Regions from separate parts of the Homo sapiens genome. Here region 1 is linked to region 2. A link is a contact called in ENCODE Hi-C or POLR2A ChIA-PET data. All regions are on one chromosome and are shown on one strand. The core of a region is the stretch at or near the end of the contact, and the rest is flanking DNA. Distances in the headings are between cores, read along the strand shown.

Region 1 (2,700 bases), core at 104-2,603, 45 kb before region 2:
TTTGCATTTGAAATGGAATATACAACAGATTTCCCTGTCAAGTTATTATCTGAAAGTGAAAAATATCCTCTGGCTAATTGGGATACTGAGAAATCACATAGGGAATTAAACTTGTGCTAGTGGTTTGGTGACATGTGCAGCTGAGGAGCAGCTGGGGACAGCACATGGTGGGAACAGTCTCTGTCACCAATGTGTCTTTCAGCCTCTGCAGTTTGGACCCTGAAAGTTCAGTTTCTTCATCTCTTTAACAGTGGATGTGTTAACACATTGTTGTCAGACTGTTATGAGGACTAAGAAGGACATCATCTATGATAATGTTTTGGAAAATTATAAAGCATTAGTCAGATCTTAGGAAATAATATCCATCAAGCTTTTTGTGTACACATAAATTGTCTGCTTTTGGGCATTGAAAAATGCCATTCTGATTTTTTTTTCTTTCATATGGAGGGAATAAGAGAATTATTCTTGATCAGAAGATCTGGCTTACAACTTTAGTTCTTGCAATCAGTTGCTGGAAGACTTTAGGCCATTCATTAATTTTTCTAGGTCTCAGTTTCCCCACTGTCTTAATAAGAAAAACAACTACATCAATTCACAATTTACTGAGTTGCCCGCCATGTGCTTGTCAAACACCATTTTATCTCCACAGGATCCCATGACATGAATATCATGAACACTCTTTAACAGATGGGGATGCTGGAGCAGCAAGAGGTTAAGGAACCTGCCCAGAGTGACCTAATGATGATGGTGGTTGTGTCCAGATTTGCACCCTGGCTGCCTGGCTCCATAACCCACCACTGTACTCTACATTATTACCTTTGATGTCAACAAACCTGGTCCTGAACTCTTACTCTGCCCCTTAGCTCTATGACCTTGGACAAGTTTCTTCCCCTCCCTCCCTAAGTCTCTGCTACATCATTTGTGAAATGGGAAAAAACATAGCCCCCTCTTTAGTTATTTGTGAAGATTAATTAATTACTGGATTAAAAGCACCTAGAAAAGTGCCTGGCCCAGGGTTGGCACATGGCACATGTTAACTATCATATAAGACATAAATCAATACTGGGCTCCACCACTTCCTGCCAAGCTGTTCCCACTGAGTCTGGGATATCTATTACCCAAATAAAAAGAAGGAGCCAGTTTCACTTGCCCTTACCACTGGGCAAGCAGTAGACTACATGCTGAAACAGAAGAGATGACATGGTAAATCCTTCTTTACCATCCTTCTGTGCTAGGCAGCAGGTTCCTGGTCTACCCTGAGACTAATAACCTTGTCTTCAGGCCAGGCTTTCAAGCTGAGCCAATTAAATTTCTAGTTTCATTCTCACTGATCATTTCACTGGGATGACCCAACTCTGGTGACTCACAATGAAGCTGCATGACCTAAGGCAATAGGAGCTCTTCAGAGAGGTTAAATGCCCATTAAAATGCAATAATTTGTCTTTTAATTTTTTTATGAAGTTCTTTGATTCATAGGGAGGACTGCTAAATCCAAAAGATTCTGGATGCAAATTCCACACAACAAAGCTAAACTAATCTGAGTCAAACCACATTGTGACAGCAACTTAGGTGAATTTGGGGGGTGACTGCTGCGATATGGGCCTATCTCACCACAGGGTCACCCAGTTTTCTATAAGACTCCCAAACCACTCTACCAGCAACTCATGGCTGCACCAGAATCTGCCCATTTTTAGATTCTTTCAAGCTGCAGCTATCAGTTGGTTCCACAGACCTACTACACTAAGTCATTGCCATGCAATAAGGCTGTATGCTTTAAGTGGATCAATATTTATCACAGGATGCTGTTAAACACTTTCTAGCAAAGAAAAGTAGATAATGCCAGAAAGATAATAGACAAATGAACCGTTTAAAAAAAAAATCTTATTTACAGAACCACCTCTCTCTCCCCCTTTATATTTACTAACTTGTCTTTACTGTCTGTCCACAATGAATACAGCACAGTGTATGTATCTGTGTGTACAGCAAAGACCTACAGTTATATGAATATAGCACTGTGTGGGATACTTTAAAAAAAAAAAAAAAAACAACTAGCCAGGCGCGGTGGCTCACACCTGTAGTCTTAGCACTTTGGGAGGCTGAGGCAAGTGGATCACGAGGTCAGGCACTCGAGACCAGCCTGGCCAACATAATGAAACCCCATCTCTACTAAAAATACAAAAAATTAGCTGGGCGTGGTGGTGGGTGCCTGTAATCCCAGCTACTCAGGAAGCTAAGGCAGGGGAATCGCTTGAACCTAGGAGGCGGAGGTTGCAGTGAGCCGAGATGGCACCACTGCACTCCAGTCTGGACAACAGTGTGAGACCCTGTCTCAAAAAAACAAAACAAAACAAAAAAACAAACTAGCTCTCCTATGAACCAGCCACCCCATTAGGTGTTTCCTATTTGTTATTTTGTTTTATCTTTTTAGCAACCTAATGAAAGACTTCAATTTTCCTGTTTACTTGTCTGTCTCCTTTATTAGTACAACTTCATATTGCTAGCACCTAGCACAGCACTAGAAACAGATCTTTCTAATTCCTTATTTTTCAAGAGGTTGGTCAAATGGATGGCTATGGATATGAAGAACTATCCCTGAAAGAGTGCAAGCTTCCTTTGTCATCTGCTTGCAAAAGACTGTCACCTGCCTGGAAAAGTTAATAATGTGACTCTTTGTATTAGAATTCAAGACAACATGCCCTC
Region 2 (2,700 bases), core at 77-2,576:
AGAACAGGGTTACTAGTTTTGGTGAGGAAGACCACAGAGGCAAGTGCCATTTTCATTTCATTGTGTCAAGAGTACTTCCCACTGTTGGGGTTACTCTGGAGCCCCTGGGTGAAGTAGTTTGTAGTGTTGCCCATGGTAACATGACTCTCCCCGCCCTTTTCAATACTGTGCTCTGAGAGGAATTCGCTATGTGCTGCCCACACTTAAGGAGTGTGAGTTATCCTGCATCTCCTTGAGGGCAGAACATCTACATAAATTATTTGTAGTTCCTCTGTAAGGGAGATTTGTCTTTTCTCCTCAAGTAATTTTTCCCATCTAGTCTTTACTTGAATGAATTATTTTATTTTCACTGAACACCAACTAAAAAATAGTCTAAAGCCAATTCCCCCAAATTGATGGAATTTCCTGTAATTATTAGTATTTGGAGTGTTCTTAAGCCTGGGCATGGGGGAAATATGACAAAAACAAGGTTTCTAAAACCTGACTTAATCTTCTAGTTGAGTGTCACAGTGGGCAGATCCGGAATTAGTAATTCCTTGCTAACCCTATACGGAAAGGCCCGAAAATGAATAAGGACTTAAAAATAAAATGAGTGGGATGGTCAAAACCAATATAAATGAATTGCTGTGAGCCAAATGGAAAAGCATCCTTTGGCAAGTTTCAACCAGTTACCTCTGCATGCCCTGAGAATGTGCTTTTGGTGTTCCAGGCCACTGGGCGCCCTTTGTAGGCAGGCATCCTGCCCCTCCTCCAAAAGGAGGCAATCTCCTAAAACATGCCTCTCCTAAGACACAGATGTTCAGACTGTCCTAGAATTAACATGCTCTTAAAAATCATACACATACACACACCCTTTTATTATTATTATTATTATTATTTTTAGAATAAAAGCCATGTCTTAATTAGAATAATTTGCTGGGTAACCAAAAATCCACTTGAACTTTTCCTTGGAGAGACTCCTTCCTTGTAAAACTAAAAAGTATATGCTTTAGGGTTGCTCATTTGAAAGAAAATGGGAGAAGATTATTGTTGGATCAGCCTGTAGTTTTTATATCTGTTTGGTCAGATCAAAATTAGCCACCATTATCTTCACCCCATCAGTATATTTTTTTTCTCTGAAAGCAATTCAAACTTTGTTCCCAAAGCATGAACTTACAGACATAGGCTAGTGTTGTACATTTCTCCAAAGTTTGCCTCCAGAAGAAAAGACCTCTAATGTGCCAGCAGGTTCCTTGCACCCGCCCCCACCTTGGGTCAGGCACAGCCCAGTTGCAGCATTCCAAGGCTCTGACACATCTCCTTGGAAACCCACCCATTGCCTGGTATATAGCAACCTGCATTCCCCAGTGGTAGAGGCCTTGATTCCTGTCTTATCCTGTTCTTCTGTGCTTTCATACACATCTGAGGACAGGCCTTCATTTTGATCTATTATCTCAGGCCATTAAAATGAGCAGAAGGAAAAAAGTCCTTGAACAGCTCCAGTGTAATTGTGGTGAAGATTCTTAAAAAGAATTCTCATGGCCATTTCAGAGCCTCCTCAGTTTCCCCATTTCCTACAAATGCAGCAAATGGAGAACTGCCTTCATTACACAGAAAGTTCAGGGAAGAACATGTTGGTGTTGCAAGTGGTTTCTGGCCAACTATACCCCTGCTAACAGTATTTTTCTAAAGTATGGCACTTCATTTCCAGATTAGGCACACTCACACCTTCATTTAACAAATTAGGTGTCCTCAATGTGTCACCCACTATCTAAAGCATGATTATTATGATCTTTCTGGAAGATTTTGGATCTTGTTCATTCTTAACCATTATTTTTATTCAGCACTATAGTTAATACAGACAGTATAAGTCAAAGTTTTGCTCACCCTTTGCTCACTTGGAATTTTGGAAATCTTTGTTTATTTTTTTAAATGAGATTATTGATATGAGCTTATATTCTTGAGATATTTTTCTTTTAATTAACTCAATTGCTCAGCGGGGAGAGTGGTGGGTGGGATCCAGTCAATCTAAGGGCTTTGATTAATGTTTTATAGGTATGTAGTTTCCAAATTCTTTGCCTGCAGAGGTACACTAAAAGAATGCTAGTTTGCAGAATGCACATGGAACCACAAAAGGAAATACAGTAATCTGATATTTGGTTAGAGTAAATCAGATATCCCTATTTAAACCATTGGCTTTACAAAAATTACACAAGTGTACTTCATCAACCCCAAGCATGCACGCTAGTGTTCATGTGGGACTCAAACCCACCCTTTTGTATCAAGGAGTCTCATCAAGTGTCCATCATGTGTCTGTGTGCAGGATGCAAAGAGCCAGGACATCCATGAGTCACGATGTGTCATTCATGGCCTATGGGCTGACAAAGTGAATAAATATTTCGTTAGGCTTTATTTGAGAAATAAAACTTCAGGACAATGTACTGAAGTGGCTTCAACTGGGACAGGATTGAAAGAGAGAAAAGTGTGATTACTTAACCAAACAAATTATCTAGTAAAACACCTACTTCAGCTACTCACTACTGTGATCACATCTAGATGGTGCCATTTCAATCACGTGTACTTTTTCCACAACCTCAGTTTCAAGCACCCCGTCTCTAATCACCACCGTTGATTCTTGAAGCTCAGTCACTCGAGTGCCCAGACTTTAATAATATCTCAACCCTCTGGAGCCTACGATCCATTGAACCTGCCACCTTTGCA

The links. Hi-C counts contacts between places; a loop is a spot of excess contacts on that map. ChIA-PET counts read pairs that join two places held with the same protein, here RNA polymerase II (POLR2A). Pooled maps may share reads with other maps.
Region 1: a map of heart right ventricle shows a loop between it and region 2 (14-fold over the local background). The contact joins two enhancer-like sites. A Hi-C loop is called at or near these places in 3 of 168 maps with a recorded cell type or tissue (IMR-90, ascending aorta and heart right ventricle), 1 of 37 single-sample maps with no recorded cell type and 1 of 50 pooled maps. POLR2A ChIA-PET finds 5 or more read pairs at or near these places in 5 of 52 experiments (BJ, CD4-positive, alpha-beta T cell, Caco-2 and 2 more).

What each region holds. Positions count from the first base shown.
Region 1 is chr1:183,208,329-183,211,028 of GRCh38, reverse strand. The region is part of intron 2 of LAMC2 (laminin subunit gamma 2); the gene reads right to left. Among named protein-coding and RNA genes, the nearest start is that of LAMC2, 23 kb to the right of the region's middle. RefSeq lists an enhancer at 1,201-1,330. Within about 2 kb of position 1,353, at least 3 of the 41 ENCODE cell types and tissues checked have a DNase peak (open chromatin) inside an H3K27ac peak, as active enhancers do; they include PC-3, where a contact is called at or near this core.
Region 2 is chr1:183,163,142-183,165,841 of GRCh38, reverse strand. No RefSeq gene overlaps it. Among named protein-coding and RNA genes, the nearest start is that of LAMC2, 22 kb to the left of the region's middle. Within about 2 kb of position 1,326, at least 6 of the 41 ENCODE cell types and tissues checked have a DNase peak (open chromatin) inside an H3K27ac peak, as active enhancers do; they include PC-3, where a contact is called at or near this core.